Linked DNA regions of Mus musculus: all the other regions are linked to region 1. The links are chromatin loops, found by intact Hi-C in ENCODE. Cell type or tissue: heart. All regions are shown on one strand. Region 1 has its middle 12 kb from the start of Psmd7. Region 2 overlaps Nqo1 (NAD(P)H dehydrogenase, quinone 1). Region 3 has its middle 8.1 kb from the start of Gm39240. Region 4 has its middle 7.7 kb from the start of Terf2. Region 5 overlaps Nob1 (NIN1/RPN12 binding protein 1 homolog). Region 6 overlaps Wwp2 (WW domain containing E3 ubiquitin protein ligase 2).

Evidence for each region. Peaks named below come from ENCODE experiments on the same cell type or tissue, not always from the same donor. Only the 100,000 strongest peaks of a DNase experiment are listed, where the experiment ranks them.
Region 2: a loop joins it to region 1, with 4 times the contacts of the local background. A loop is called at or near these places in 12 of 42 quality-filtered maps.
Region 3: it touches region 1 in a loop (2.9-fold over the local background); 7 of 42 quality-filtered maps call a loop at or near these places.
Region 4: a loop joins it to region 1, with 2.7 times the contacts of the local background. A loop is called at or near these places in 9 of 42 quality-filtered maps.
Region 5: a loop joins it to region 1, with 3 times the contacts of the local background. A loop is called at or near these places in 4 of 42 quality-filtered maps.
Region 6: a loop joins it to region 1, with 6 times the contacts of the local background. A loop is called at or near these places in 41 of 42 quality-filtered maps.

Annotation. Positions count from the first base shown.
Region 1 is chr8:107,574,256-107,579,255 of GRCm38, reverse strand. No RefSeq gene overlaps it. Among named protein-coding and RNA genes, the nearest start is that of Psmd7, 12 kb to the left of the region's middle. In heart, a CTCF peak has its summit at 2,311 (motif pointing right); a DNase peak (open chromatin) is centred at 2,325; H3K4me3 peaks cover 381 bases; H3K27ac peaks cover 510 bases.
Region 2 is chr8:107,384,024-107,389,023 of GRCm38, reverse strand. It overlaps Nqo1 (NAD(P)H dehydrogenase, quinone 1), which reads left to right. Exons shown (of 6, transcript NM_008706.5): 6 at 1-799. The coding sequence ends at 205. Among named protein-coding and RNA genes, the nearest start is that of Nqo1, 17 kb to the left of the region's middle. In heart, CTCF peaks have their summits at 960 (motif pointing left) and 2,237 (motif pointing left); a DNase peak (open chromatin) is centred at 2,703.
Region 3 is chr8:107,113,509-107,118,508 of GRCm38, reverse strand. No RefSeq gene overlaps it. Among named protein-coding and RNA genes, the nearest start is that of Gm39240, 8.1 kb to the left of the region's middle. In heart, a CTCF peak has its summit at 2,312 (motif pointing left); DNase peaks (open chromatin) are centred at 2,268 and 3,878; H3K4me3 peaks cover 675 bases; H3K27ac peaks cover 966 bases.
Region 4 is chr8:107,101,768-107,106,767 of GRCm38, reverse strand. No RefSeq gene overlaps it. Among named protein-coding and RNA genes, the nearest start is that of Terf2, 7.7 kb to the right of the region's middle. In heart, a CTCF peak has its summit at 2,045 (motif pointing left); no DNase peak of the experiment used is centred here.
Region 5 is chr8:107,408,564-107,413,563 of GRCm38, reverse strand. It overlaps Nob1 (NIN1/RPN12 binding protein 1 homolog), which reads left to right. Exons shown (of 9, transcript NM_026277.3): 9 at 381-1,075. The coding sequence ends at 650. Among named protein-coding and RNA genes, the nearest start is that of Nqo1, 7.9 kb to the right of the region's middle. In heart, a CTCF peak has its summit at 1,978 (motif pointing left); no DNase peak of the experiment used is centred here.
Region 6 is chr8:107,452,366-107,457,365 of GRCm38, reverse strand. Wwp2 (WW domain containing E3 ubiquitin protein ligase 2) reads right to left here. Exons shown (of 24, transcript NM_025830.4): 2 at 4,303-4,387. The coding sequence starts at 4,372. Among named protein-coding and RNA genes, the nearest start is that of Gm39241, 5.6 kb to the right of the region's middle. In heart, a CTCF peak has its summit at 1,921 (motif pointing left); no DNase peak of the experiment used is centred here.

The DNA.
Region 1 (5,000 bases):
ACGTCTTCTGAGCTGAGCCCATGCAAAGCAGACCTAACCCCACCCCACAGTGTGAGACAGCGCCAGGCTGAAAGCATTCAGCTCGGCCCATTCTGATGAACTGAATATTTATTGAATAAGGGGAGAGCTGTCCTGATATATTCTGTTTAATAGTTTGACCCACATGTGGGCACTGAGGATAGTTCCCTAGTAGGGTTTTTAACTTCTAAAGAAAAGAGAGACTACTGGCTCCCAGTGGTGGCTTGCTTGCCTAGCATGGAGGAAACCCTGCGTTCATCTCCAGCACAGCATAGAGAAAAGAGACTAGATTCGTCAGGGACAGACGGATCTCTGTGAGTTCAAGGCCAGCCTGGCCTACACAGCAAGTTCCTCAACAGCCAGGGCTTTGAGAATGCCAAAAGAGGGTGAGAACTCTGAATCCCTTTTCTCAGGCCAAACTACTGCCATCCTGTAGACGGGGGTGAGCCTAGAAGGCTCTGATAAAGTCGCCTACACAGGGGACCATGGCTTTGACTGCCAACCCGTGGGCTGGGCATACAACAAAGCTTTGTTTCTCAAGATTTCTGAGTCAATCCTTGATGGGACAGAGGGATCCTGGGAGAAGTGAAGTCTGCATTAGGCTCTCTCCCACACAGACACATCGCAGCGTCTCAGCATCACAGCCCAGCCTGTGCTCTCCCCTCCCTGGATTCCGTTTGGGAGATGTCGGAAACATCCCTGTGATGGTGTGCTTGTTAAGCAAAGGGTCTGCTAAGTCAGAGGCGTCTATAAATGGGGAATATTTAGGCGTGGCCTTGCCGGAGGAACACTGTCCACGAGGACTTTGAGGTCTCAAGAGCCACATTGTGTTCCCAGTCTCAGCTTGTGTGGTTCAGGATGTGAACCCCCAGCTCTTAGCTCCCATGTCTGTCACCTGCTGACTCTGCCATTATGCAACCTAACCCCCCAAAACCACAGCCCAGAGGGAAATGTCTAAAACTGCGTCGGTTGGGATGTTTTATCACAGTAGTAGAAAAGTAACAGACTTTGTTTGGGTTTGGTTTTTGGTTTTTGTCCTCGGTTTTTTTCAAGACTCAGTTTCTCTGCGTACCCTTGGCTGTCCTGAACTCACTCTGTAGACCAAGCTGGCCTTAAACTCACAAGAGATCCTCCTGCCTCTGCCTCCCAAGTGCTGGGATTAAAGACGTGTGCCAGCACTGCCTGCCAGTAACAGACATTTTTAATGACAAATATCCCTCAAAGGCTCAGATATTTGAACACTCGGTCCTCAGTTGTTGGTACTGTTTGGGGAGGGGCCGCAGGCCTTGCTAGAGGAAGTATGTCCCCAGGGGTGGGTGGATCTGAGAACACATAGCCTTGCTGGACTTCCAGGTCCCCCCATGCTTTGTGCTTGCTGTTGAAGATGTGCTATCTCAGTTCCTTTGCCACGGCCTTGGCCCACTGCTGTGGTGGCTTCTTATCCCTGCCACCTTGCCCCACTGCCATGACGGGTTCTTATCTCTCTGGAATCATAAGGCCAATTAAACCCTTCCTTCTGTAAGTTGCTTTGGGTCATGTCTTCTTTTCATAGCAACAGACAGTAACTGATAAATAACAATCCCTGAGTTTATTCTTATTGAAAATTATGGAAGTTGTCAGAACTAGAAAAGGGGTGCAGAGCCAACCAACTAACCATCCTTCATTTCAGCTCAGACTAAAGGACAAAGGCGTTCATTTCCATGGAGGGTTGCCCTGATTTTTCAATGTGCTAGATGCAAAGTAAACCTTTCAAGGAGAAACTGGAGACTGGATTTTACTCCAGCTCCTAGAAGCCTCTTCAACTGGGAGTTCAACCATAAACAATTATTTCTCTCCAAATAAATGCCACTGATCCTGATGAAAATAAAATCTAGCCCTAGCAGAGTTAGGGCAGTTCTCCCACCCGTCTGCCTGTAAAACACAGAGGAATCAAACGCTGTTTGTTAAATTTAACATTAAAAAAAAAAAAATACTTAGTCTGACTTTTTCCAGGAAGAATGTGGGGGCAGGTTTGGGAGAAGTAAAAACATCTTATGTGACCCACAAGAGGAAAAACTTGGAAGTTTGTTCTATGTAACAAACAACAGCGTCGATTTTCACCTGATAACCTTTCAAAAACTTAATTACTATCTCCGTGGAAGGACTAGATAAAAATTCACTCCGGAAGTAGTGAAACGGAAGTGTGGAAAGAAAAGGAAAAGGAAGCCACGGCAGTAGAGGACAGGGTGTCTATAGAGCCCAGATGGAGAGGAATCCTTTAGTCCTTTGTCCTCTTTGGTGGCAATCTGTTCCTGGACACTAGGTGGCGCCATTAAACTGATCTCCCCTTTGATTCCCAGTTCAAGATCGACTTGAGAACCGCCCCCAAAGTCTCTCCCAGTCGCTTTTGTTTACAGCTCCAACCATCCAGGAAAGATTTTGGAAACAATGCAGAGAGTGGCTGGGTGCCACTACGGTGAAGCTGCCCACACTTAACACTAATCACTCCATGCACGGAAATCTGCCCTTCCGAACCCAGAGGGTCCTCACCCATATCACTACTCTTCTCCTAACTGGGTGAGAGGTATTGATTTCTTGTCATTTATACCAGTTCCCTGATGTAAATATCCCAGGGTAGACTCCAACCTAACTACAGGAGCCAAGAGATGCAAAGAATTGTGAAGTATGCCCACAGACACACAATGAAATAACGTGAAGTGTACACGTGAATCGGAGGGGGCACTTGGGAGGCAGAGGCAGGAGGATCGGGAGCTGAAGGGACCAGACAGACAGACAGACAAGGACGACCGATAGGCAGACAATAGAGGGAGATAATTCGGACGTGTGAGTCATGGTGTTTTAAAATCAAACTCTACTTCATTTTGAAGTTTTTGTTGTTTCTGTTTGTTTTCAGGGCGTGGCCTGGAACCAGGTGGGTGCCAGACAAGCTTTACACCATTGAACCCCAACACCCCCAATTTTTAAGGTTATTTTTAATGATAGTTATATCTAGCCAATAGGAAAAAAAAACCCTCAAAAGTTTAACCACTGACTTTGAAAAACTCTTCCCCCCCCCAAAAAAAAAAAGTCTTCCACCTTCCAAAGTCTTATGTCTATGACCTCTGTGACCCTGTTAAGCTAAAGCCCCGAAGCCTGACGCACTGCCCATGGGGTATTATCACTATTAGTTATTACTACATTTTGTTGATTATGTTTGTGTGTGTGTGTGAGCCCTCCGTGGCACACAAGCAGAGGTCAGAGGACAACTTGCAGAGGTCAGCTCTCCCCTTCCCTGGGGGGGACCCAAACAGCAAACTCCAGGCATCAGGATTGGCAACAAGCATTATTTCCTACTTCACCATCTTCCTGCCCCAGATTTGTGCATTTCTTTTTTCTTTTCCTCTTTTTTTTTAACCTATTTGTTTCTATCCTTTTCTAGAAAACTTAGCAAGGCTCGTCAAACTCCCTGTCCTCCACCTCAGGTTGTAGGTGACAAATCTTTGTCTGGTGCTGGGGACTTGACAATTTTTTTTCTTTTTTTAAAGAAAGTATGTCATGTATTTATGCTGTCCTCAAGATCACTGTGTATCCAACGATGACCTTGAACTTTTCCTTTCCCTTGACCCCACCCCCAAATACTGGGGTTACGGGTGTGCACTATGGTGCTGTTTTATATCAACAGGCTAGAGTCACCTGAGAGGAGGGGACCGCTAAGGAAATGGCTCCATAAGATCTGGCTGTAGGCTGTAGGGATTTTCTTAATTAGTGATGTGGGAGGTCTGAACCCACCGTGTAAGAGTAACTTTTATCCACCTGATGTAGCTGTGGTCTCTGTGGCTGACTGCTTACCTGCCCAGGCCTGGAAGCCTCTAGCCTCCAGGCAACCTTATCTAGGCCTGGAATGTTTTCAGTCTCTGAGTCTTACTGCTGAATAAGATCACCCTTTTGAGTTCTTTCTGAGCTCTGGCTGGCTGGTTCAACTCAGCTGTTCTGGCTCAAACACCTCTCTGAGCTGACTGATTCAAACTGGCTTCTCTCTCTGTCTCTGACATTTTGCTCTGCTTGGCCTCAGATTAACCTTGGCAATCTGGTCTAGTCTTCTGGCTCCTCGTTCTCTGGCTCGCTCTGTCTTCACCCGTGTCTAGCTTTGTTCTCTCTCTGCAACCTGTCTCTTTATAACTGACCTGGTAAAACTGTCTCCTCCTCTGCCCTCTCTCCCTCCCCCTCTTCTCTCCATCACAGCTTCCCTTTCCTCTCTCCTCTCATGAGAGCTGGGCACATCCTGTTCTGTCAAATCATCTGATTGGCCACTTTGTCTGCCATTCAATTAGACAGCACTTTCAAAGTGGTGCTTCCTTCTACAAACTAACTTTACCTTCACTGTTTGGGATTAAAGGTGTGTCCTAAGAGTGTGTCTGAATTCCAGCCAAAGGAATTAAAGGTGTACACTAAGGGCTGAGCCACACCACACCAGAAACAGATATTTTCAGTAAATAACACAATCTTGGGATTCACTATGTGATCAAATATGTGACAACAATTGTGGGTGGTACATTCCTAGGCTGGTTGTCCTGGGCTCTAGAAGAAAGCAGACTGAGCAAGCCATGAGGAGCAAGCCAGTAAGCAGCATTCTTTGATGGCCTCTGCATCAGCTCCTGCCTCTAGATTCCTGCCCTGTTTGAGTTCCTGTCCTGACTTCCTTCGGTGATAGACTATGGTGTGGAGGTGTAAGCCAAATTAACCCTTTCCTCCCCAAGTAGTTTAGTCATGGTTTTTCATCACAGCAGTAGGAACCCTAAGATAGGGGCTGTGCAAAGTTTCTGTGGTGCTGATGGTCAAACCCAGGTTCTTGTGCGTGCTAAGCATGTGCCCACTGACTGAGCCCCATCTCTAGCCCCCTCCGTTCCATGCTAGATCCACCACTCAGTGAAGGCACACACATCACAATTAGCGATGGCACCTTTTTTAAACTTTTTCTTCTTCTTTTTTTTTTTTTTTTACAT
Region 2 (5,000 bases), 190 kb after region 1:
ATGGAAGAAACGTCTGGAAACCGTCTGGGAGGAGACCCCACTCTATTTTGCTCCAAGCAGCCTGTTTGACCTAAACTTTCAGGCAGGATTCTTAATGAAAAAGGAAGTTCAAGAGGAGCAGAAGAAGAACAAGTTTGGCCTCTCTGTGGGCCATCACCTGGGCAAGTCCATTCCAGCTGACAACCAGATCAAAGCTAGAAAATAAGGATTTTTTTCCTAACATATAGTTAGACGCAGCTTTCTTTTTCCCCAGCTTGTCTGACTTGCTTTCATTTTTTTCCTTTGCTCCACGAGGATGGGAAAAGGAGTAAGTTTGCTTCATGCTTTTTTTTTTTTTTTGATAGTTCTGCCATAACAACAAAATGAATGAAGTCAGATTAGGAGCCTCAGGGCAAGGTGCAGAAGCGAGCTGGAAATACTCTTCTAGGTCATTTATGCAATATTCGCCATTTTCTTCGGGCTAGTCCCAGTTAGATGGCATCCAGTCCTCCATCAAGATTCGTTGTCTATAATTACCTCTCTGTGGTTTAGGGCAGAAGGGAATTGCTCAAAGTAAACAATGGCCGAGGGACTAACTTGTTTAGCAGTTAGCAGTTAGCTAAAGCCTGTTTATGATACATCCTGGTTTCAATTACTGTGCAGTGACTGACATGGCGCCCAGGGGGTTGGCTCTCCAGCTCTTTTCTGTCTTGTACACAGCACACCCAGGTCCTGGGAAAGGAATTTTAAAACAGATCTCCGTCTCATTCTTTCTATTTCTTTTTTTTTTTAATCGAAATAAATGAATACATCACACATCAGATGGTGGCGCATGCCTTTAAGCCCTTTAATACTTAATAGCAATAGCCCCTTACTGACCTGGAGATGGCTCAGCAGCCAAGTGCACTTGTTGGCTCTTGCAGAAAACCTTCAGAAAGGCCAACCTCTTTTCTAACCCCAGTTCCGAGGGATCCAGTGCCCTCTTCTGGCTCCTGCAGCCACTGCATGCATAGATAAGTAAATATAAATAAATAAATAAATAAATAAGTAGATATAAATAAATAAATAATAAAGCGGTGTACATATAAAAATAATCCTAAGTGCCACAATGAAAACCGGTAGCCTTCTACCAAAGAAAAACAACTTGACATATACAAATGTCTGGAAGGTTTGTCTGCAATATTGTGAAATCAATGACATTCCTTTTTTATTTTTAAAGATCAGTTGATCAGTTTTATTTTTTAATTGTGTGTGTGTGTGAGCGCGCACACACGCGCATGCCTGAGGGTTTGTGAATATGTGTGTACAAGTGCCCACAGACTCCAGAAGAGCACCTTCTAGCACCCAAAGCTGGAGTTACATGTGGCTGTGAGCCACTCGAAGTGGATGCTGGGGAGCCAAACTCAGGTCCTCTGCAAAGAGCAGCAACTGCTCCTAGCTATGAAACCATCTTTCCAGTCCTGATAATTACATTCCATTTAAGGAAATGTGTGGATATCATGTAGGCCTTATTATTATTATTATTATTAATTATTATTATTATTTTGGTTTTTCAAGACAGGGTTTCTCTGTATAGTCCTGGCAGTCCTGGAACTCACTTCGTAGACCAGGTTGGCCTCAAACTCAGAAATCTGCCTGCCTCTGCCTCCTGAGTGCTGGGATTAAAGGCATGCGCCACCATGTCTGGCTGGCCTTATTATTTATAGTAAATAATTTTAAATGTGTGTGTGTGCATGTGTGTGTGCATGTTGGTGTCTAACGGATAGTCTTACAACTGTGAACCAAGTACCCTACTGTTGAACTACTCTCTCAGTTCCTGATTTTGGCATAAAATTGCATTTTATTTAGGTGTGTATGCATACGTGAGCATGGCGCGCCTGTGGAGACTAGAAGGTAGAATCACATCTCCTGGCTGGAGTTACAGGCAATTATAAGCCCCTGTTGTAAGTGCTCAGAACTGAACTCCACTTGGACTGTCCTGCTAGGACAGCAAGGGCTTTTATGTTGAGCCACCTCTCTCTAGCCACTCAATTTAAATCTCAAATGCACTCGAGGCATGTTGGTGGCACATGGCTATCATCCCATCACTCAGGAGATGGAAGGCAGGAAGGTCAGAAATTTAAGGTCACCCTGAGCTACGTAGTGAGTTTGAGACCATCTTGGGCTACATGAGAAACAAATAAACCTTGAAGTATATCTCTTTCTACCCTGAGTGAAGTTAAAGATGACAATAGTGCGCCCTCTTGTGGCAAATGGGAAGTATACAAAACTAGGTGGCCAGAAAATTTGTAGACCTGACAATACTGGATGCTTTGGAATTCATTTTAGCAAATCAACTCATTTCTGGCACCAGGCAGATTAAGTCAGGGTTATCTACAGGAGCAGAACTTATAGAATGAATCTAGATGGATGGATGGGTGGATAGATAGATAGATAGATAGATAGATAGAAAGGGGATATATTAGATTGATTTATAGGCTGTGGTCCAGTTCTCCAACAATAACTATCTTCCAACAGATGATCCAAGAATCCAGTTGAATTTTTGTCCATGACATTAGATGTTGTTAGTCCCATGGGTTGAGAATAAGACCTCTGCCACAATCTTCCAGCCAAATTTGAAGCAAGCTTTAATTAAATACTGACAAGGAGGATGGACTCTGGCCAGGTCTATTCCAGGGTTTCCATGAAATGGCCACGAGTCACACTTGGCAGAGGCTTAAGACGACAACCCCATAATGGCATGGTATTTTCCATTACGTGTGATCAAGCTCACTTGTTTAGGGGAGTGAAAACACGTGGCTTGTTATCTCTCAGAAACAACAGCGTCCAGCATTGCAGGAAATGTCTGTTCCTGAGTAAAAGGCTTACAGGTTAGACGCATTTTTGTTTCATGGATCTCTTAGGAACAGTAAATTAAAATGTAATGTTGGCTCTCACAGGGTCTCAGCATTCCAAAGAAGTAGGCTATCTTGCCAGTGGAGGAATGGATTTGCCAGTGACAGTGAAGGTCGTTAGGTAGAGAGAGCAACCTTCCTTCTTCTGTGTCCTTTATATAGACTGCCAGCAGAAGGTGTGGCCTAGATTCCCACCTCAAAAGATCTGGATTAAAAGTGGGTCTTCCCATTTTAAATGATTTAATTTTTTTTAATTAAAAAAATCCCTCACAGGTGTGCCCAATCACTTGAGTTTTAGCCAATTTCAGATGCCACACAGGCTAAAGGAGAATCTCCTGGGAGACCACTTTAGAGATTCAGTAACAAATGATGACCAGGAGTAGGTAGCCTGAGCTAGCCCAGTAGGGCTGCTTCATATTGAAGCACCTATCCCTGGTACCTACGTGGTGAGAGGAGGGGAATGACTCCTGAAAGCTATGTTCTGACCACACATGTGCCATGGCGTATGTGCTTGAGAGAATGCACACACACACACACACACACACACACACACACACACACACACACACGTGCAAACACACAGATAAATAATGTAAGGAGATGTTTTAAGAGCACTAGGAAAGAAAGTGGTGTAGGAATTATAGCACACAGTGAGAATGTGAGCAATAGATGCCTGAGTGGGCGTGGGGGCCGTGCTCACTCTGACATATCCAACAAACCCGCCACTCTTCCAATGCTAGGCACACAGCAACATGCACATACCCTTGCAGAAGTGTATTCATGGGGAAAATGGCAGTTACAGACAGCTATGCTGGGCATGGAAAAATGCCAGGAAGAGAAAAGATTAAAGGGACAGCCTTGGCACTGAGGGAGCTGGTTTGTACAGACTGGTCAAGACTGACTATTTAGTCCATGCTTGTCAGAGAGTCTAAGTGAGACTGGTTATCAGGAGGATGAACACTTCAGGCACTGGGATGCCTTTAAAGAAGTTCAAGGAAGGGGAAACTAGGGAGCCAGGCTAAAGCAAAGAAACTGGGAGAGTGCCAGGTCAGACACTCACTGAGGTCAGAACAGATGGGGCTGTGGAGTCACCACTGCTCTAAGGAAAGACCCTGGAGGTTTTGAGCAGAGGTGTGCTAAGGCTTGTTTGAAGAGGGGAATTCTGGTGGACATGTGAGCCATCAAATGCAAGAGAAGAGGATGGGTTTGGCCCTTTCAGGATGCTCTTACAACAGTAAAGGGAGCAGGTGTGTTTGGCCAGATCAAAGGTTAGGCTCAACAGGATTTGGTGACGAATCAGAAGTAGGTGGAGTCCAAAAACTGCAAAGGTTCATTGGCCCGTGCAATTGGAAGGGCAGAGATTCCATTTGCTGCAGTGAAGAAAGATCTGGAAGGAGCATGTGGGATGGGGATGGGCAGCGGTGGGACTAGCATCTGGCTTCCCTCACATCATGTTTGACGTGTCTGCTAAGTCAGCTGAGTTGACACGCAAAGAGGAGGATCTCGGCAACACGTGTAGGATGTAAGGAATTTACTAGTTAGTGCTATACACGTAATCTCCTACAGAGATGGGTGTGAAGTAGTGCAACTGGGGGAGATCTGGAGTTGTTAGGAGACCCGCTGACTGTTTGCTCTCTAAGGCTCTTCAATACTTGAGGGCAGGGTGAGTTTGAAAAGAGGTTTGCACAAAAACCAGCCCTCCCTCAAGTTTCTTCTAGAGTCAAATTTGAGTGACTATGGAATAAGGGTATCTCAAACTCCCTGTTCCAACACACTTTCATCAAGTTATAACGTTTTTGTGGTAACAGAACAACGTTATAGAGCAAGGAATCTTAAAAAATTCACTGGTGGGACACAAGAGGTGGGTTGCAGCCAGGCAGAGAAATCTCAACTATAGGCCTCCAATGCTGTTGTAGCCCTTAGGTTGGTGGATAATAGGGTTAATACACTCCAAATGTTGTTGTTTTAAAATCTGTGTGCCAGTTAGTTTTTTTTTTTTTTGTCAACCTGACACAAGCTAGAGTCATCTGGGAAGAGGGAATTCAGTTGAGGAATTTCATCCTTCAGGCTGCCCTCTAGGGAAAGTTCGTGGGGATGGTGAGCATTTTGCATAATGACTGGTGTGAG
Region 3 (5,000 bases), 460 kb after region 1:
ATACATGGTATACACTCAGACAAACACATGTATATACTCAGAAACAAAAACAAACCTCTTTCTCTCTCTTTTTTTTAATGAGTACAGTGTATAATGAAATTCATGTTGGACCAGCATGAGATCCCAAAGAACAGACCACAGCAATGGTGGGTGTACACGTATCCCAGATGTTTCTTAGGCGTGCCTTGATTATCTCATCCTGGGGACCATTCTGGGTGCTTAGGGCTCCCTCCCAGAGAGGGAGGTGACCTTGGAAACTGGGGCTCCTTTGCAGAGTCACTCCTTCCTGAAGACATCCCAGGAGAATCAAATTATAGATACAGGGCTGGCTGTGGTCTTATACACCTATGTCCCTAGCACTCAGTAAGCCGAGGCAGGATGGTCAGAAGTTCAAGGCCTGCCTAGGTATAGAGAGTTCAAGCCCCCCGGCCCTCTCCTCCCTGTCCAGATAGCTTAGTGATATCTCAAGAAAAAAATAGAAAATATAAATAAAAAGAGCTGGGGATGTAGTTTAATAATAGAGCCTCGCATGTAATAGACCCTGAGTTTTGTTCCTAGTACCAGTTCATACACACACATACACATGCACACACACACAAACACTTGCACATACAAACATACACACCCATACACCCATACATGTGCACATACATGCACATACATACATACATACATACACACATTCACACACACTTGCACACAAAAACATACACATACATGCACATATATACACACAGAAGAGATAGTATTGGGATTTTTTTTTAGCCACCTGTAAAAACAACATTGCTGTTGAAGCATGAAGGAAGCTGGAGAAGTACAAACGCCATGTGTATGTAAAGACATGTAGTGCATAATGCACATGCTTATACAGAAAGTGTTTCCTAGCTGGGCGTGGTGGCGCACGCCTTTAATCCCAGCACTCGGGAGGCAGAGGCAGGCAGATTTCTGAGTTCGAGGCCAGCCTGGTCTACAGAGTGAGTTCCAGGACAGCCAGGGCTAGACAGAGAAACCCTGTCTTGGGGAAAGAAAGAAAGAAAGAAAGAAAGAAAGAAAGAAAGAAAGAAAGAAAGAAAGAAAGAAAGAAAGAAAGATGGAAGGAAGGAAGGAAGGAAGAAAGAAAGAAAGAAAGAAAGAAAGAAAGAAAGAAAGAAAGAAAGAAAGAAAGAAAGAAAGAAAGAAAGAGGGTTTGGCAGCAAGGCTCAGGTTCCTGCTAGAGTGACCAGAGCTCCATCTACCCTCTCAGCCCCTCCCACAGAGGAGAACAGAGCGGCAAGAACAAATAGCTGTGGTTACATTTTAACTTGTGTTTATTTCTCTACAAGTGCTTGTGCTGTTTAATTTGGCCAGTCCACTCAAGATCCTTTTGTAAGTCTGGGTGTGGCTCCTGAACACTAGATCCACGACCTTTGCACACATGCTAAACATTTATAGATTGGAAGGGCTCTTTTTCTCCATCAGTGATCTGAGTAAGTGCCAATCTCCCCACCCCACCCCACCCCACTCCACCCCCAAAAATTAGTATTCTAAAGATAAACTGCCAATAAGTCATCCTGGTCAGCTGAGGGCTGTCTAACAGATAATTTGATAATCCAATTAATTTCAGAGGGCACTGGGGCTTGTTCCTTCCTGATGCTGATTTGGATTTGTAAAGGTTTTCTGGGTTTGCTTTTGTTTTTCATTAAGTAGGATTATCACTATGTTGTACTGGCTGGCCTGGAACTTACTGTTAGACCAGACTAACCTCGAACTCATAGAGAAATCTGATGCCCTCTGAACACAGCAAGGTGTGTGCACCACACCCAGCTAAAGTCTTACTTTATTTATTTGTTTGTTTGTTTGGGGTTTTAGAGACATGATTTTTCTGTGTAGCCCTGGCTGTCCTGGAACTTGCTCTGTAGACCAAGCTGGCCTGGAACTCTGCCTGCCTCTGCCTTTTGTACTGAAATTAAAGGTGTGTGCCACCACGTCCAGCTTAAAATGGGTTTGGTTTGATATGTTGTCCTTTGTTTTCTTAACAGATGCAGAAAGAGCTCTTTAAAGTGATTTCAGCAAATCTATAGACTTAATTTATCAGATGGGAAAACTGAGCTTCAGGGCAAACACAGGTTTTCAGGATCAATAAAAGAACCTGGAACATGTTTTATTTAACAATTCCTCCGGCATCTAAAGCTTTCTGTGGTGATTGTCTTTCGTTTCCCTTATGATCTGCTGGATGGTATTTGGGCCTGGAACTGGAAACCCGTGGACGCCAAGCCGCAGGTTAGTGCTGATGTCAGGGATATTTGAGAATCATTGCTGCCCCCTGCTGTAAGGAAAACAGTTCACAGGTTCCGGAGAGGTATTGAATTTTCCTCAAGGTTTACGTGTATATGTAAGTATACGTGTATGTTTTGTTTTAGACAAAGTCTCTTGTGACTCTGAACGGCCACTAGCCTCAAACTCACTCGAAGCCAAGGATTGCTTTTCACGTCTGGTTCTTCTGCCTCCATCTCTATAGGGTGGGATTACAGGGCTATACTGCCTTGCCTGGGTTCTCTGGTTCTGATGATGGATGTACTTTAGGTAAATTTTCTGCCAACTGAGCTACGTCCTTAGCTTGTCCTGGCTCTTTTTTTCTTTTTTCTTTTCTTTCTTTTTTCTTCCTTTTTGCTTGTTTGGTTTTTTGTTTGTTTGTTTTGTTTTGTTTGATACAGGGTTTCTCCGTGTAACCCTTACTCACTCTGTAGACCAGGCTGGCCTTGAACTCAAAGAGATCTGCCGAAATCTGGGATTAAAGACATGTACCACCACCCCCAGCCATAAAAAAGTAGCAATTTCTGAGGCTTTTTTTTTTTTTTTTTTTTTTTGAGACAGGGTTTTTCTGTGTAACCCTGGCTATCCTGGAACTCACTCTGTAGACCAGGCTGGCCTTGAACTCACTGAGGCTAAATTTTTAACACCATGGAAAGATATAAAGGCACAAGAAACTCTTCCCTGTATCTGTTCCACTTTCCTCTGCTAATTATCATTAATAGTCCTTTCTTTTCTTTGTGTGTGTGAATGTGAGCTGTAAGTGCCTGTGTATGCAGGAATGCACACACTCTTGCGCACGTGAACACACACACATTTTTTAGAAAGTTTTCCTATGTAGCTCTGGATTGCCTCAAACTCACCCATCCTCGCGCCACATCCTCCACGTACCAACATTACAGGCACCGGTTCCCACACCTGACTTAATTTAATCTTTTTAATGAAGAATGGGTCCAGGTGTTTAGTAATACTACCATTTCCAAACCTGCTGGGACATCGAGATCAGAATGTCCCAGGGAGTTTCACTGGAAATCCACAGCTGCCTTCTGTGAACTCCATTCTCATCCCCCAGTCAGGGAAGGAAACTGGAATCTCGACACTGAAGGGCGCGTCCACGGTGCCGGTGTACAGACCACTGTGCGAACAGCCATCCACCCTCCCGTTTCTTGCTACAGGGGCAGCTCCTGTTTCCTGATTTCCTGTTACTCACGGGTTATTCACCAGAGCCTTATCAGGGTGTCTGCACAGCACCAAGACCCTGTGCCTTTCTTCCAGACCCGGGGAGGTATGGTGTGGTGTGAATTTCGACACAGCCAAGGCGGTGTTGCTGGGGGTTAGTTGGTTAGTGTGGGTGTTGGCAGCCAGCTGGGGCTCGGGTAGGGAGCCTGTGTGTGGGTGAAACTCAGGAATCCTGTGGCACTACAGTTACAGAAAAAAATTTAAAGGCCCAGCCCAGGCCTTTACGAAGTACAGCTGAGTCTGACAAACCCAGAACCAGCCCCAGCTCTCAGATCTTCTGGGGCGAGGGGTTGGGAGGGGGCGGGATACAGTTCCCTGTGGGCCCTTCTAAATCAGATAAGACATAATGCAGATGAAACGCGGGTGGGAAACGCACGGTAGACAGCAGATTACAGTCATAAAAAGAGATGACAGATTTCATCGTCACTCATGACCCACCCAAATGTCACGTCCTCTGGGCTCTTTCCCTGGCATTTCCTGCCCCAAGTGGATGTTCTTTCCATTGTACTCCCCGACACTTGAAATCGAACAACAAAAGGAAAAAAAAAATACTACTACTGCTGCCTGAGGTTTCCTGGGTCAGAATATCTAGCTGCTTTCCTGTTTGATCTCCCACCAGTCCAGGGGTCCCAGGGAGTTAAAGGCCCACGGGCTGTTTAGTCACGTGGTCTTCACTTTTCTTTCTTTCTTTTTTTTTTTTTTTTCTTACATACTCAATTAGCTTTCTAATTTCTGTAGCCCTAGAAACAGACCTATACCCGGGCCTCTTGATCCGTAACAAAAGTAGCACTTCAGAAATGAGGGGTTTTGCTTTTGGTTTTCTATGTTTATGATTTTTACAGTGAGTTGGTATGTATCACATGTGTGCAGGTATCCATGGAGACCAGAAAGTATCATATTGTCTGAAACTGGATTTGCTGGCAGTTGTGAGGCACCGTGTGGATGCTGGGAACTGAACCCACCGTTCAAGAACAGTGTGCGTTCTTAAACTCTGAGCCGTGGGTCTGTTAGCCCCGGAAGGGGATTTTCTTAAAGAAGGTCAATGAATCCGATACTCATAGAAAAATAAAATGCACCTGAGCCCTGTTGTTCGCCATTCTCAAACATCAGAGTTAGATTCGATAAAAGGTTACACATGGGGCTGAGGCTGTAGCACCGCTGGTTGAATGCTTGGGTTCCAGACCACCACCGCAGAAAACCAATGTGGTGATGCCTGCCTGTGATCCCACCCATGAGGACTTGACACAGGAGGATCAGGAACTCTGACACTGTCCTTGGCTACAAGCAAGGCCACTTTGAGCCTTTCCTTTGAGGCAGAGGCAGACAGATCTCTGACTTCAGCCTGACAATATGTTGAGTTTCTGGCCAAGCATGGCCACATCTTGAGTCATGAGGATGGGGTAGGTGAGGGAGAGAGAGACAGTTCAGATGGTAAAAGCACCTTTCGCACAAGCCTGCCGATCTGACTTTCC
Region 4 (5,000 bases), 470 kb after region 1:
GGGGTTAGACCAAAGGGCTTACCCATCCTCTGCTTGGTAAACAGCTATGGCTTGGTCCTCTGTTGTTGTTTTTCCAGACAGGGTTTCTCTCTGTAGCCCTGACTGTCCTGGAATTCGCTCTGTAGACCAGGCTGGCCTTGAACTCAGAGATCCACCTTCCTCTGCCTCCTGAGTGCTGGGATTAAAGTACTGCTGCCCAGCATCTCATTTATTTATTTGGCTTTTAAAAGAAGTTTTATTTACTCATTAATTTATCTGTATGTGTGGATGTCTGAATGTGTACGATGTGCACAAAGCCAGAGGAGGCCAGAGAGGTTATTGGACATTTGTACAGATGTAGGTATTAGAAAATGAGCATAAATCCTCTGAACGAACATGCTACACTCAGAGAGCCATCTCTCCAACTCCACTGTTTTGTTTTTTTGTTTGTTTTGTCTTCTTGATGCAGTTTTACTGTGTGTGCCTGGCCAGCCTAAAACCGATGTACAGACCAGGCTATGACAGTTAGGACTCCCAAGTGCTGGAATTACAGGCATGTGGTGTCATATCCTCCTCCCAGTCCCCACTTCTCTCTCTCCTTCCCTTCTACCTTCCCCACCCCTCTGTGTGTGTGTGTATGTGTGTGTGTGTGTATGTGTGTGTGTATGTGTATGTATGTGTGTGTGTATGTGTGTGTGTGTGTGTGTGTGTGTGTATGTATGTGTGTGTGTGTGTGTATGTGTGTGTGTGTATGTGTGTGTGTGTGTGTGTGTGTGTGTGTGTGTGTGTGTGTAAAGTCCGAGGAGAGGAAAGATCTCAAGTAGCTTCTCTCCTCTTTGAGATCCAGAAATTGACTTGCTGCCATCAGAGCTGCCCACACACACACACACACACACACACACACCCTGAGCCATCTTGCTGTCCTTCCCTCTCCTTTTTTGTTAGTGTTGATGTTTGATTTTTTACTTTTATTTTGACAGAAAGTCTTACTAAGTTGCCCAGGCTCAAGATGAACCAGCTCTGTAGCCAAACAGGCCTAGAACTTGAGATCCTCCTGCCTCGGCCTCAGCTGAGGTTACAGGCAGGCGCCAGTAGCCCATGATCCAGAGATATTTTATATATTAAATATTTCTATTGCTCTATTCTTTTTCCTTTATATACTGAGCATTAAATAACTGTTGGGTAGTTAGGTAGGTAGGTAGTTAGTTAGTTTGACAGGGATGCCGTTTTTTAAAATCACAGAATAAGATTCCTAAATATGGTCCACACCATAATTTAATTTTTCTAAATTATAAGTGATTCCCCGATGAAAAACCCTCAAACTGTGGTGCCCATTTATGATCCTTCCTCCAGGAATAATTTCTAAAATTGGAATTTGTATAGCTAATGATGGCTTGTTCCTTTCTGAGTTTGTATCTTTAAAGGTTGTATGGATTGCTGCTCCCACCATCAATAGCGCTGCTGAAGGCGCCTTCCCTGACAATGGATATTACTAACTTTTAAAACTGTGCTGGGGCCAGGTTACCACGCCACACCTCTAATCCCAGCCCTTGAGAAGCAGAGGCAAGCAGGACTCTGTGAGTTCAAATACAACCTCCTCTACATAGAGAGTCCCAGGCCAGCCGGCCTATATAGTGAGATCCTGTCTCCAAAACAAAAACAACAACAAAAAATAAAGTAAAGTAAAAGAAAGACTCCTATGCCAACCTCAGGCTTACCCACACGATGTGCACACATGGCACATACATATCTGCACATACACAAATACACATACACATATTTACATTCACATGTCGGCAAAGCCAAAAACAAGCATTGTTGATTGCTCATTGTTGAATTCAGTAGTATTTGCAGGCATTATTTCATGTTCACATCCTACTTAAAGCTGTATACGTTGTCTGTTTGGTAGACTGGCCTCTCAAGTAGACAGGGGAAATTTTTGACTCCCAAAACTTAAATTTTTACCCAAGTCAGTAAGTAAAGCAGAGGTCTAAGGCCTGCCTGTTCTTCACCCAGCGATGGTGGCCTTTCCCCTACACCACTCTGCCCCCTGCTGGAGAACACTGGAGCTCATGAAGCAACCGAATTCCACAAAGCAGTTCCCTAGACTTTTCTGGGTATTTGTGGGAGATTGTTGCAGGACGTTTGATCACCCTGTTAACCTCCAGATTGTGTTGTTTGCTGGAAAAAAAAAACTATTTCTAGTTGTGTGTGCCTCAGCCCTCATCACACATCTTTAATCCCAAACAACGAAGGTAAAATTAGTTTGTAGAAAGAAGCACTCATGTTTCAAAGTGAGGTCTGAGTGGCAGAGAATACGAGAAGATTTTACAGAATAGCACACGCTGAACTCTCTGGAGAAGAGAGGAAAGGGAAGCTACTTAAGAGAGACAGGGCAGAGAAAAAGGGAGAAGGCAGTTTTACTGAGACAGTGGTACAGAGACAGTTTGCAGAGAGAGAACAAGCTAGACATAGGTGAAGACAGAACGAGCCAGAGAATGAGAAGAAATCAGAAGATTAGAACAGAGTGAGTGCCAAAGCCAGATTGAATCAGTCAGCTTGGAGAGGGGCTTTGAACAGAACAACTGAGTTGAACCAGCCAGGCAGAGCTCATAAAGAATTAGAAAGAGCTGCACGGTGGTGGCGCACGCCTTTAATCCCAGCACTTGGGAGGCAGAGGCAGGCGGATTTCTGAGTTCGAGGCGAGCCTGGTCTACAAAGTGAGTTCCAGGACAGCCAGGATTATACAGAGAAACCCTGTCTCAAAAAAACAAACAAACAAACAAAAAAGAATTAGAAAGAGTGAGTTCCAGGACAACCAGGGCTACACAGAGAAACCTTGTCTCTGGACAAAAAAAAAAAAAAAAAAGAATTAGAAAGAGTGAAATTATTCAGCAGCAGATCCCAGAGGCTGAAAATATTCTAGGCCTAGATACAACTAGGCCTAGATATGACTGTACGGAAGCTAGAAGAGTCTAGGGCTAGGCTTAGGGTAGCGGACTGAGGTAGTAAGCCGCAGAGACGACAATTATAACAGGCCATAAAAAAATCACTTTTACAGTAGCTAGAGGACATTGGTTCAGCCATGTGACACTGGGACTTTTAAAAAGTTAGAACAGCTCCAGGTGCTCTGGAATATCAGCACTCGGCAATGAAAGCATGGGAACTCAGGGGTTTGAGGCTAGCCTGGGCTAGATTCTAGGTTTAATATAGAAACACCCACAATTTAAAAAGGTGTCAGAAGTTTGGTTGGTTGGCTGAAGCGTTTATCAAAAGGTGGCCTCCTGAAAAGGAGTTGAAGATGCCGGATATTTTTTGGCTTAGTGTTGATGGAGGGATTTTTTTTTCCTGGCTCAGGGAAATGGCAGTTCTAGAGTGGGTACGCTGTGTAAAGCCTAATCCTTCAAAATGAGAAGGCCCAGAAGATATGTCCTTCACGAATCCAATAAGACACAAACTGGTGAGATGAGGCACCAGCACATTTTGCAGAGTTTTGTTGTTGTCTTTTTCCTTGTGCCAGACCTTAGGGTTGGAGATGCTGCCGCTCAATTGGATGAATTAAATGCAATGGGTTTAATTGGGCCCCAAGGTAGCAGAGGCCAGGTGGCAGCATTGAATTGCCAGAGGCAAGGTGATCTAAAGTGGTTATTATAATGGGAAAAGGATATGAAGAGTCCCATGTAAATACTCATCAGAAGGTGACTTCAGCTGAGGAGGGGTTCAATAACCAAGTGGATAAGATGACCCGTTCTGTGGACAGTCAGCAAGATTCGCCCAGGCCTCGGGCCTCTGGGTGAAGCGGGACGAGGGAAGTTTGACTGTGCACAGGCTGTGAGAAGCCTCAAGACCCTGCTCCAGGGGTGGGGAAGTCCAGTCTTAGGTCCCCTCAGGCCTGTCAGAATTGGCTCAGGGTCCCTGGGCCTGCGCAGAGGCCGAGGACAATAGGTTCTCAGGCTCTCAGACATCCCAGATGCTGCTGTATGCCTCGGAAGAGCTGAGAAAGGAGCGTGGGCATGTGTCCGGAGCCTAGTGTCTGGGAGGATGCAGCAAACTTCCTTTCATCCCTTGAAGATTAATCTGCTGGATCTCCGGGGTTAAAACCGAGCTCGACCAGAAAACAGGCTGCCTTTCACAGTCCCACACTCAGCCATCCCTGAACAAGGTAGCCATGGTGGCCAAGATGGAGGTTATGCTTGGGCTCAGCAACACGGACTACCACTCACCAAGGCTGACCTGGCTACAGCTGCTGCTGAATGCCAGATCTGCCAACAGCAAAGACCAACACTGAGCCCCAGATATGGCACCATTCCTCCAGGTGACCAGCCAACAACCTGGTGGCAGTTTGCCTGCATCGGACCACTTCCTCCAAGGAAAGGACAACATTTTGTTCTTACTGGAGTAGATACCTATTTTGGTTCTGGGTCTGCCTTTCCTGCACAAAATGTTTCTGCCAAAACCACCATCTATGGACTTACAGAATGCCTTGTCTACCATCATGGTATTCCACACGGTATTGCTTCTGACCAATGAATCATGTCACTGCCAGAGAAGTGCGACAGTGGGCCCACAATCATGGAATCCACTGGTCTTGCCATGTTCCTCAGCATCCTGAAGCAGCTGGCCTGATAGAAAAATAGAATGGTCTTTTGAAGACAGTTACAGTGCCAATTAGGTAGCAGGAACCTGGAGGGCTGTGACAGAATTCTCCAAAAGGCAGAATATGCTTTGAATCAAAGTCCAATATATGGTACAATTTCTCCCATAGTTAGAATGCATGGGTCTAGGGATCAAGGAGTGGAAAAGTGAATAGCTCCACTCACTATCACTCCTAGTGACCCACTAGGAGAGTTCTTGCTGCCTGTTCCTGCAACCTTGAGTTCTGCAGGCCTGGAAGTTTTAGTTCCAGAGGGAGGAGTGCTCCTGCCAGGAGCCACAACAAACATTCTGTTGAAGTGGAAGCTCAGACTTCTCCCTGGTCATTTTGGGCTTGTAACGCTCTTAAACCAACAGGGTAAGAAAGG
Region 5 (5,000 bases), 170 kb after region 1:
CGTTTGCACCTCTGGAAATGGCGTCAGCTTCTTGAAGCTCTGTCCATCTGTCTTTTTAAGTTTTTCGAGACAGGGTTTCTCTGTGTAGCCCTGGCTGTCCTGGCACTCACTTTGTAGACCAGGCTGGTCTTGAACTCAGAAATCCATCTGCCTCCCGAGTGCTGGGATTAAAGGCGTGCACCACCACGCCCGGCTTGTCCATCTGTCTTTAGCTCAGTGTATAGACACTCCCTTCAGTTTTTCATCTGTCAACCGAGGGAAGCATGGTTGGGAGATACTTGTCTTGTTGACACACAGTGGGCAGGACAGTCCTGTGTGACTGCATGAGGATCTGTGTGAGCTGGCATCCCTGGTCTAACAGTCTTTCCTCTTAATTGCAGTACTCACTACCCACTCCAAAAGGGGGCAAATACGCCATCAACCCCCATCTGACCGAGGATCAGCGCTTCCCCCAGCTGCGACTCTCCCAGAAGGCCAGGCAGAAGACCGACGTGTTCGCCCCTGACTACATAGCCGGGGTTTCTCCCTTTGCAGAGAATGACATCTCCAGCCGCTCGGCCATCCTGCAAGTCCGGGACGGCATGTTGGGAGCCGGGAGGAGACGCTTAAATCCCAATGCCTCCAGAAAGAAGTTTGTAAAGAAAAGGTGACATTGCAAGCCCTGCATGCAAAGCAGACTGCAGCTAGTTAAGAGGAGGCTGCAGTATCATCCCTAGTATCTGCTCTGCAAACCATCTAGACAGAAGCAGTAGGCCTGGCTTTCTCAACTGCCTGAGGCTGTTGCGCAGCATTGCTGCCTCATGTGACTGCCGTGCCTGTGAATACGCAGAACCAGGACTCCACCCCACCGTGGAAAGGGAGCTTGAAGCAGAAAAGAGGGCGCCTCGGAGCCAATGTTGAGCCTTGAAGTTCAAAGGAAGAAGTAGCCAAATCTTTTTCTAATAAACTCAATGTTCAGCTCCTCTGTGTTTAAGTTCTCGTATCCTTGGTGGACACGGACACTAAGAATCAACTATGTAGTTGATTTTTTTTTGCCAGAAATTATAAGTATTCTACAATAAATCTTTAAATTTGTAAATTTTTTTTGTTTTATTTGGGAAAAAAATTGCATCATGCAGGGAAGTCAGTACAGTGAATGCCTGCTGCAGCTGCAGCCTTGCATCTGAGGGCCGACTGTACACGACTCATCTGACTCACGGAAGTATGTGTCTCCTGGAGAAAGGATGGCCATCTCTATCACTGCAGTACCTTAATCAAATTCAGGGCAAGTCCTATTAAATACACCCTCAGCCCTGGGAAGCAGCCGGGGTGGCTCACTTACATCAGCTGCTGTCTTTACAGCCACCTAGTACTCCACCATGCAGAGTCACCAAGCACAGCCACTTTGTACTCCACCATTCAGAGTCACCAAGCCAAGCACCTAACCATGCTACAGTAGCTCGGCACAGGTGCTCTCTCGGGCTTACAGGACTTGGCCAGGTCATCACTAGATAGACTAGATTTCGGCTTCATCTGTGTCTGCTTCTAAACAGTGGCTGTACTTGTTGGGACCCTGAGATGAATGCTGAGCACTGGCTGTCCTGGAACTCACTCTCTAAACCACACTGGCTTCAAACTCTGAGATCCTGTCTCTGCCTCCTGAGTGCTGGGACCAAAGGTATGCACCACCACACCTGGCTTTAAAACATTTCCTTAACAATATTTTAATTGGCTGGACAGTAGTGGTGCACACTTTCAATCACGGCTCTCGGGAGAGAGAGGTGAGCCATGTCTAGTTCTAGGGACAGCCAGTGCTCTGTAGAGAGACCCTGTCTCAAAAGCGATCCCCTCCAAAAAAATTTTTTTAAAGTCAAATATACCTGGGTTGCAGAGGAAAAATTGGAATTTCTTAAATACAAGGTAGATAAGGATTTGCCTGCTTTTAAAAGATGATGTGGGAAGAATGGGGAAAGATAGTGACCACTGCCACCTGCAGTTCACTTGTGGAGTTGCAGCAAAGTTCAACTCCTTTAAGGGTTGAAGTCCTTCCAGGCAAGGTCCTGGTTTTTCAGTGAGGGTCAAAGGCAGGGCGCTCCACCTACCTCACTTTCCTGTCTCGGGTCTTGTTTCCCAGAATGAAAGGTAGAAGCTGAAGAGCCATGAATTTGAGCGTTTGACATGAGTGCTGGCATACAGTTCTCCAGTGCTTACCAGTGACAGGCCTACTCCACAGAAGAGCAGGGAAGCACTAGTGTCAGCTTGCAGGAGGGACATGGCACAGAGACAAGGCTCCCGCACACAGGACGTGTAAGATCACAGAGCACCGTCCCAATGGGCAGTGAGGTGAACGCCTGGAGCAAGGCTTTCACTCTGGACTTGTGAAAATCTCTGTTTTTCTTTCTGATCTTTTTGTCTATGTCTCAAGTTGTATTGCTGGTAAATGTTGTTATGGTTTGGTTGAAAAATATCCCTCAGAGCCTGCTGTGTTTGAACCCTCGATCCCCAGCTAGTTTGAGAGACAGGGTCCTGCGGGAAGGAATGAGTTGCTGGAGCGACGGTTCTTGAGCTCTCTGGCCTTGTTGAACCTCCTTCTGAGTCTCTGCCTTCTGGACCACTGAGATGTGAGCAGGCAGCTACTGCAGAGCCAGCAGCCACCGTGCCTTCCCTATGACAATGGCTGTGTCCCCTCAAACCATGAGCCAATATAACCCTCCTCCCTCGAATTGTTTCTTTCCTGGCATTTGGTTGCAGTAAGGAGAAAAGTAATATAAGACTCCTGCGAATTAATGAACTGTTTCTCCTATAGAGAGAAGCCTAGACTCTGAGAAGCCAACAGCGCCCGCCCGCATTCGTCTCTTGTCCGTCTGTTCAAGTACGACCTTCATTTAAATGTACTTGGTGCTGGGGCTGTATCACGGCCTCCTGCGTGCTAAGCTGTGTTTTTTCACTGAGGCTCTTCAACCCAAGGTAAATTTCACTTCTGTGGTTTGCCCATCTACGGCACAACACTGTAATGGCTTACTATAGACTCCCAGAGCTTTAAGCCTCAGAAGAGACAAGAGTTTAGCAAGAGAATGGAGCTAGATAGGGTCCTAAGTATGAATTCAAGTCCCTGGATCAGTGTAACTCTAGGAAGAAGATCTCTGAAACAAGCCAGGCGGTAGTGGCATACACCTTTAATCCCCACACTTTGGAGGCAGAGACAGCAGGCAGATCTCTTGTGGGTTCAATACCAGGTTGGTCTTCAGACTAAGTCAGGGATACATAGAGAAACCCTGTCTTGAAAAACAACAAAAAAGAACTCTGAGGCTCAGCTTTTCTCCTGCCGAACAGGAGTCTCATACTTCACAGTACTGCTGTGAGGTTTGGGATTTTAGGACAGCGGTCCTGCAAGCTGAGAAATACTAACCTGCCGAATGTGCTGGGGTATGTACACCTTTAATCCCAGTGCTAAGGAGGCAGAAACAGGCAGATCTCTGGTTTCTAGGCCTTGTCTGGTCTTCATATGTAAGTTTCAGGTAGCCAGGGCTACATAGTGAGACGCTGTCTCAGAAGAAACGAAACTACTAAACAAACATTAATGAACATCGCTGTATTGTAAAGGTTCACTTCCTGCCAAAGGATTAGAGCCACCTTATTTCATGTGTAAAATGCAGACCAAGCTCCTGGACCGTGTTCTCTCCTTGTTTGAGCCTTGGCTTTGCCACAGAATGCCTGTCTTACTTTATGATTTCCTTAGTAATTAATTCATGAGGGATAACTGAGCCTGGTGACACAGGCGGGTAGTCCCAGCTCATGGGGGCTGAGGCTGAAGACAGGTGCAGGCCTGTCTGGTCAACAGTTCCAGCCAGGCTAGAGGTGAGAGCTCAACAAACGGTTATTGTTTGGGGGTTTTTGTTTTGTTCTCTCTCTCTCTCTTTTTTTTTTAAATTTATTTATTTTATATATAGAAGCACACTGTCGCTGTCTTCAGACACACCAGAAGAGGGCATCAGATCCCATTACAGATGGTTGTGAGCCACCATGTGGTTGCTGGGAATTGAACTCAGGACCTCTGGAAGAGCAGCCAGTGCTCTTAACCGCTGAACCATCTCTCCAGCTCTTGTTTTGTTTTTCAAGACAGGGTTTCTCTGTGACTCTGGCTGTCCTGGAACTTGTTCTGTAGATCAGGCTGACCTCAAACACGCAAAGATCTGTCTACCTCTTCCTCTGCCTCCTGAGTGCTGGGACTAAAGATGTGCACCACCACCACCACCACCACCGGGCTCAAAAAGCTTTTTTTTTTTTAAAAAAGGCTAGGGTTTTACCTCAGTGGTAAGAGCACTTGCTAAGTTCACATGAGGCCCTGAAATACGGGGTTCAGTACTGCAAAAATAAGTAAAAGTAAGTCTATAAAAGCTAGCCAAGTGTGTGGTGCATGCCTGTGACCCCAGCATGAGGGAGATGGGGGCAAAGATCGGGGGCAGGTGAGATGGCTTGATGGGTGAACAGAGGGTGGCCAAGTCTGATAGCCTGAGTTTGGCCCCTGAGATGCTCATGGCTGAAGGAGAGAAACAGCTCCCTTAAGTTGGTCTCTGACTTCCACTCATGCACTATGGAAGGAAATATGGAGTGTGTGTGTGTGTGTGTGTGTGTGTGTTTAATTTAAAGAGAAACCAGGACTTTGAAGCCAGACTTGAGAATAGCATGGGGAGGGGAACTAGAAAGGCTATTCAATAGTAAAGTGTTTGCTTTATATGTTCAAGGCTCTAGGTTCATTCCTTACAAGAATGAATGAATGAATGACCAAAAGAGAAAGAAAGAAAGAGAGAAAGAGAAGAAAGAAGAAAGAGAAAGAAAGAGAGAGAGAGAGAGAGAGAGAGAGGAAGGAAGGAAGGAAGGAAGGAAGGAAGGAAGGAAGGAAGGAAGGAAGAAAGAAAAATGGGTGACTTGCTTGGGAAGGTTGGGGCAGGAGGTCAGCCTAGGCTACACAAGATTGAGCTATGTAAGACCATATCTCAAAAAAAAAAAAAAAAAAAAAA
Region 6 (5,000 bases), 120 kb after region 1:
TTTCCCTTTGAAAAGATTTTTTTTTTTTTTTTTTTTTTTTGGTTTGGTTTGGTTTGGTTTGTCCTCTTTTAAAAAAAAAAATTAAAACTTTTGAAAACTGACATGGTGATAGCTCGTGCCTGAGGAATGACACCCAAGGTTGACCACTGACCAAAATATCATGTGCACACAAACACATACGTACAAAATGAATGTTTTTGAACAAGAAATAAAAAGGGGTATAAACTAAACAAAGAAGCAAAAAAAGCATGTGTGTACAAGAGTCTGAACTATGAAGGGAGAAAGATCGCTCCCAACCCAAAAGCACATGAGATAGCAAAGTGCTTTGCTCACTGGCCTGTTCCCCAGTCCCCCAAATCAACTTTTAAATGACTGTCACAAAGTCCGCTGCACGGCTCTGCTAACTTTTTACACTGCTGAGATGACGGCTTATAGTCCTTTGCTCTGGGACAGTCAGCACAAGCGGGGCTCCTCAGAGCAGCTGAGCCTCCTTTAAGGTTTGGGAGCGTCGTCTTCGGGGTTCTGGACACCCTCGGGGACTCCCTGCACTGCCTCTGAGCATCTCCATTTGGCCACACTGCAAAGTGCAGTGCTGCTTCCTCACTTTTGGCAAACCATTTTTTTAGAAATAAAATCAATCACTAAGTCTCAATCAAGAGTTACCGCGGACGCTGCAAGGCACACATCATATGGAGCCCCCAACTCATGAAGCGGGAATATCCTGTCTCCCTGACTGTACCCAGGAGGAAACAAGGCTGGGATGGGGACATACGCCTGCAATCCCAGCAGCTGAGGAAGAACAGGAGTGCTGCAGGTTCAAGGCTGGCCTGGTCTACACAAGGCGTTTCAGGCCGGACAGAGCTAGTCACAAAAATCGAAACAAAAAAGCCAGGCAAAGTCCCTCATGCCTGTAATCCCACTGACTGGAGAGACTGGAATAAATGAATCATCTGACTACAGAGTGAGTTCTAGGTCAGGCTGGCCAGAGTGTATGGGGGAGGGAGGCTCACGCCAATTATATAGAGGGAGCTCTGCCCCAGCACGTGCCCCAGCAACCTGACTCCATCCCAGCTGTATACTATTCCTGGGCTCTGCTTATTTGTTCTGCGGCTCTTCTTCATGTAGCAATAAGGCTGAACACACTCTATGGTGGTCAGCCACTGTAGCCTGTTCTGTTTACAGCCCTCATGTGTGTCTGTCTGTGGGTCTGCCTGTCTGCCTGTCTGTCTGTCTCTGTCTCTGTCTCTGCTCTCGTTTTGGTTTAGTCTGGTTTCTTTCCTGGTTGTAAATAGCAGCACCTCACTGTTACAGCACAGGCTGACTTGAACCTACTACTCAGCCATAAATGGCCTCTGTCTCCCTGGCACTGAGATTACAGACATACGTCACTATTCCTAGCACACAGCAGCACTTGTCATAGTCATTTATCACCAACAGACTGGTACAAATCCATGGAGCGTAAAGACAACAAACACCATCTTCCATGGGACACCTATCCCATAGCATTCATGACCCATAGTGGGAAAGGCAGGTCTATCAGAGGGAACACATCTACATGTCCACCCTGTGCCCAAGGCAGAGGCTATAACTGGTGTTCCTCACCCCCAGTAACAAGCCTAACCTCCCCTGCAGTCCCTTCTATTGAGGAAGTAAAGCCCCTTCCCAGATCCTTTGGGGAGGTGACAAGTCCTACAAAGGTCTACAACTTGACAAACAACAGTCACCCCCTGGGTTCTATGAAGCAGTAACTACTCCAAAACCCAAAAGCTACAGTAGGGAGAAATCAAGAAACAAAACAAAAAACATTTAGGGCTAACAAGCAACAGGGATGGGGCTGAGAATAGAGGTTTGTCACAGACATGAGACCTAAGTGGAAAATGTACCGCTTTGCACGTACATCAAGGCTAGCTGACGCCATCTTGTGGTGAGACAGGAGCACTGCATACCTTAACTTTTAAAAACAGGAACATGTTTCATTCAGTCCTAGAAAATCTCCCTAAAATCAACAAGTTCCTGCCAGGCCTGGAGGCATACACCTTTAGTTCTGGAACACAGGAGGCAGAGCCATGTGGATTTCTGTGAGTTCAAAGCCAGTCTAGTCTACACAGTGAATTTCAGGCTACCTCGGCAGGACTACACTGTGAGACCCTGCAGATGGCTCAGGGGTTATGAACATATCACTCTCACAAAGGACCTGAATCCAGACCCCAGCACCCACAAAGCAGCTCACAGCCATCTGTAGTTCCAGTTCCAGGGAACTGATGCTGTCTTCCAGTCTCCACAGGTGCCATTCATGCATGTAGTAAACATACAGATATGCAGGAAAACACGCATACCTATAAAATACAAAGAAATCTTGGGGAGGGGCTGGAGAGATGCCTTGGCGGTTAAGAGCACTGACTGCTCTTCCAAAGGTCCTGAGTTCAAATCCCAGCAACCACATGATGGCTCGCAACCATCCATAATAAGATCTGACGCCCTCTTCTGGGGTGTCTGAGGACAGCTGCAGTGTACTTACATATAATAAATAAATAAAATCTTTAAAAAAAAAAAAAAAAAAGAAAGAAATCTTGGGGAGAAAATGAAATTCAATTTCTTTACTTCACAGCTGGGCCATCTAAGTTCAGGGAGCCAAATTAACTTCCCTGCAATCAAAGTTAGTGAAAAGCAGGTCTGAGGCAGGAACCAACTCTCCCCAAGTCAATGCTCTCAGCTCTCTCCAGACAGGCTTTTCCTCTTGTCCTGATTTGGTTTTAGATCGGGCTTTTGTACTCTAGCTTCTTCCCTGGTTTGGTTTGGTTTAGTTTGGTTGGTTTGGTTTGGTTGGTTTGGTTTGGTTGGTTTGGTTTGGTTGGTTTAGTTTGGTTGGTTTGGTTTGGTTTAGTTTGGTTGGTTTGTTTGGTTGGTTTGGTTTGGTTTGGTTTGGTTGGTTTGGTTTGGTTGGTTTGGTTTGGTTTGGTTGGTTTGGTTGGTTTGGTTTGGTTGGTTTGGTTTGGTTTGGTTTGGTTTGGTTGGTTTGGTTTGGTTTGGTTTGGTTGGTTTGGTTTGGTTTGGTTGGTTTGGTTTGGTTGGTTTGGTTTGGTTGGTTTGGTTTGGTTGGTTTGGTTTGGTTGGTTTAGTTTGGTTGGTTTGGTTTGGTTGGTTTGGTTTGGTTGGTTTGGTTTGGTTGGTTTGGTTTGGTTGGTTTGTTGGTTGGTACAGTTTGGTGTGAGACAGGGTATCACATATCCCAAGCTGGCCTCCAACTGTCTATGTAGCTAAGGATGACTTTGAACTTCTAATCCTCCTCCATCTCTGGAGTTCTGGGATGATGGGCACACACCACAACACCCGTTTATTCAGGAGCACTGAGCCCAGTCCTATTCGTGCATGCTAGGCAAACTCTAACAACTAAGCTACATTCCCCAAGTCAAACTGGCAAAACTCTGAGGCCTTAGGCTCATTCCCCAAGTACCTTTAATAGAAGTACGCAGATGTTGAGCAATGACAACCTTAAAGAAAAGAACAAACTGGGGGAGACAGATGTGAGGAACTTAGTGGGGAAGGCCTCACTGAAGGGTGACAAAATGTGTAAAGAACAAAGCAAGCTAAAAGCATTTCACTCAGATGGCCAGGGCAATGGCCCAGAGTCAGCGTGTGGGGAGGCCAGAACGGCTCAGGACACGAATGCAGAGGGAAGAGGACATGCATGAGAAAACAGTGCTCATCAGCGTTGACGCTGAAATGCAGAGATGCGGCTTACACTTTAACAAGACTGCTGGGTGCTGTGCAACCACAGCACCAGGAAAGAAGACAAAGGGCAGAATCAGAAAGGCAGGTCTAGGACCTTACTCCAGAACTGAGTGCTGCGGCCAGGGCGGACAACAGGACTGGGGAGGAGTGCTAAATACCAGGCGCTGGCTTCACTGCCAGGCCAACATGAGCGATGAGAAGAAGGCAGAAGCACGGTAACAGACCTGGACACTTTCTGTGAATACTGGGAGTTCCAGGAAAGGTCTAGGCTACAGACACCAATCTGAGAGTGACCTTTTACTGAAGGCATTTAAAGCTATGAGGCTGGATGCGATCACCTAGAGCATTAATGTACAGAGGGGGAGCCCTGGGCACAAAGGAATCAACCATCTCTGAGCATTTTAGCCAAAAGGTCTACTTTCCCCACAGCCCCGTTATTTGCTTTCTTTTCCAAGAACTCTAGTTATAGAGTGATAATCTTCTGAGACAAATGCTACATTCCTGAATTGTTTCAGAACACCTGACTCTCCAGACAGATGTGCCTCAAATACTTCAGGCAATGACGCTCACCTTTCAGGGTAAGCTGGGACTTCTCAAAAGGCAGGGCCACTCCTGCCCGGCTGGAGCTGGCAGATGCCATGTCATCACAATGGAACTGCAAAGGAAGCAGAGTGGCAGGGTTAGTCAGCGGCTGAGGAGGAAACTGAAGAGCCCAACCCAAAGAGCTGGGGAAATGGCTCAGTGCTTAAGAACGCTTGTGATCCTTGCAGAGGACCTGGGTTCAACTCCCAGCACCCACACAGCACTTCTCAACCATCTGTAACTCCAGTTCTAAGGAGCCTGATGCCTTCTTCTCAGCTCCAAGGGCATCAGGCATGCATATGGAATGCAGACATAGATGCAGACAAAATACTCACACACATAAAATTAAATAAATAAATATTAAAAATAAATAAATTTTAAAATTTAAAAGGAGCCGGGCGTGGTGGCTCATGCCTTTAATCCCAGCACTAGGGAGGCAGAGGCAGGTGGATTTCTGAGTTTGAGGCCATCCTGGTCTACAAAGTGAGTTCCAGGACAGCCAGAGCTATACAGAGAAACCCTGTCTCAAAAAACAAAAAACAAAACAAAAAAAAAAAAAATGTAAAAGGAGACCTCAATCCCAGGACAGGTATGGTGATCCATGCCTGCAATCTGTATGACAGCACAAGTTTATAATCCCAGGGCTTGAAAGGTGGAGGCCGTAGACGGGCAAGGTCATTCTCAGC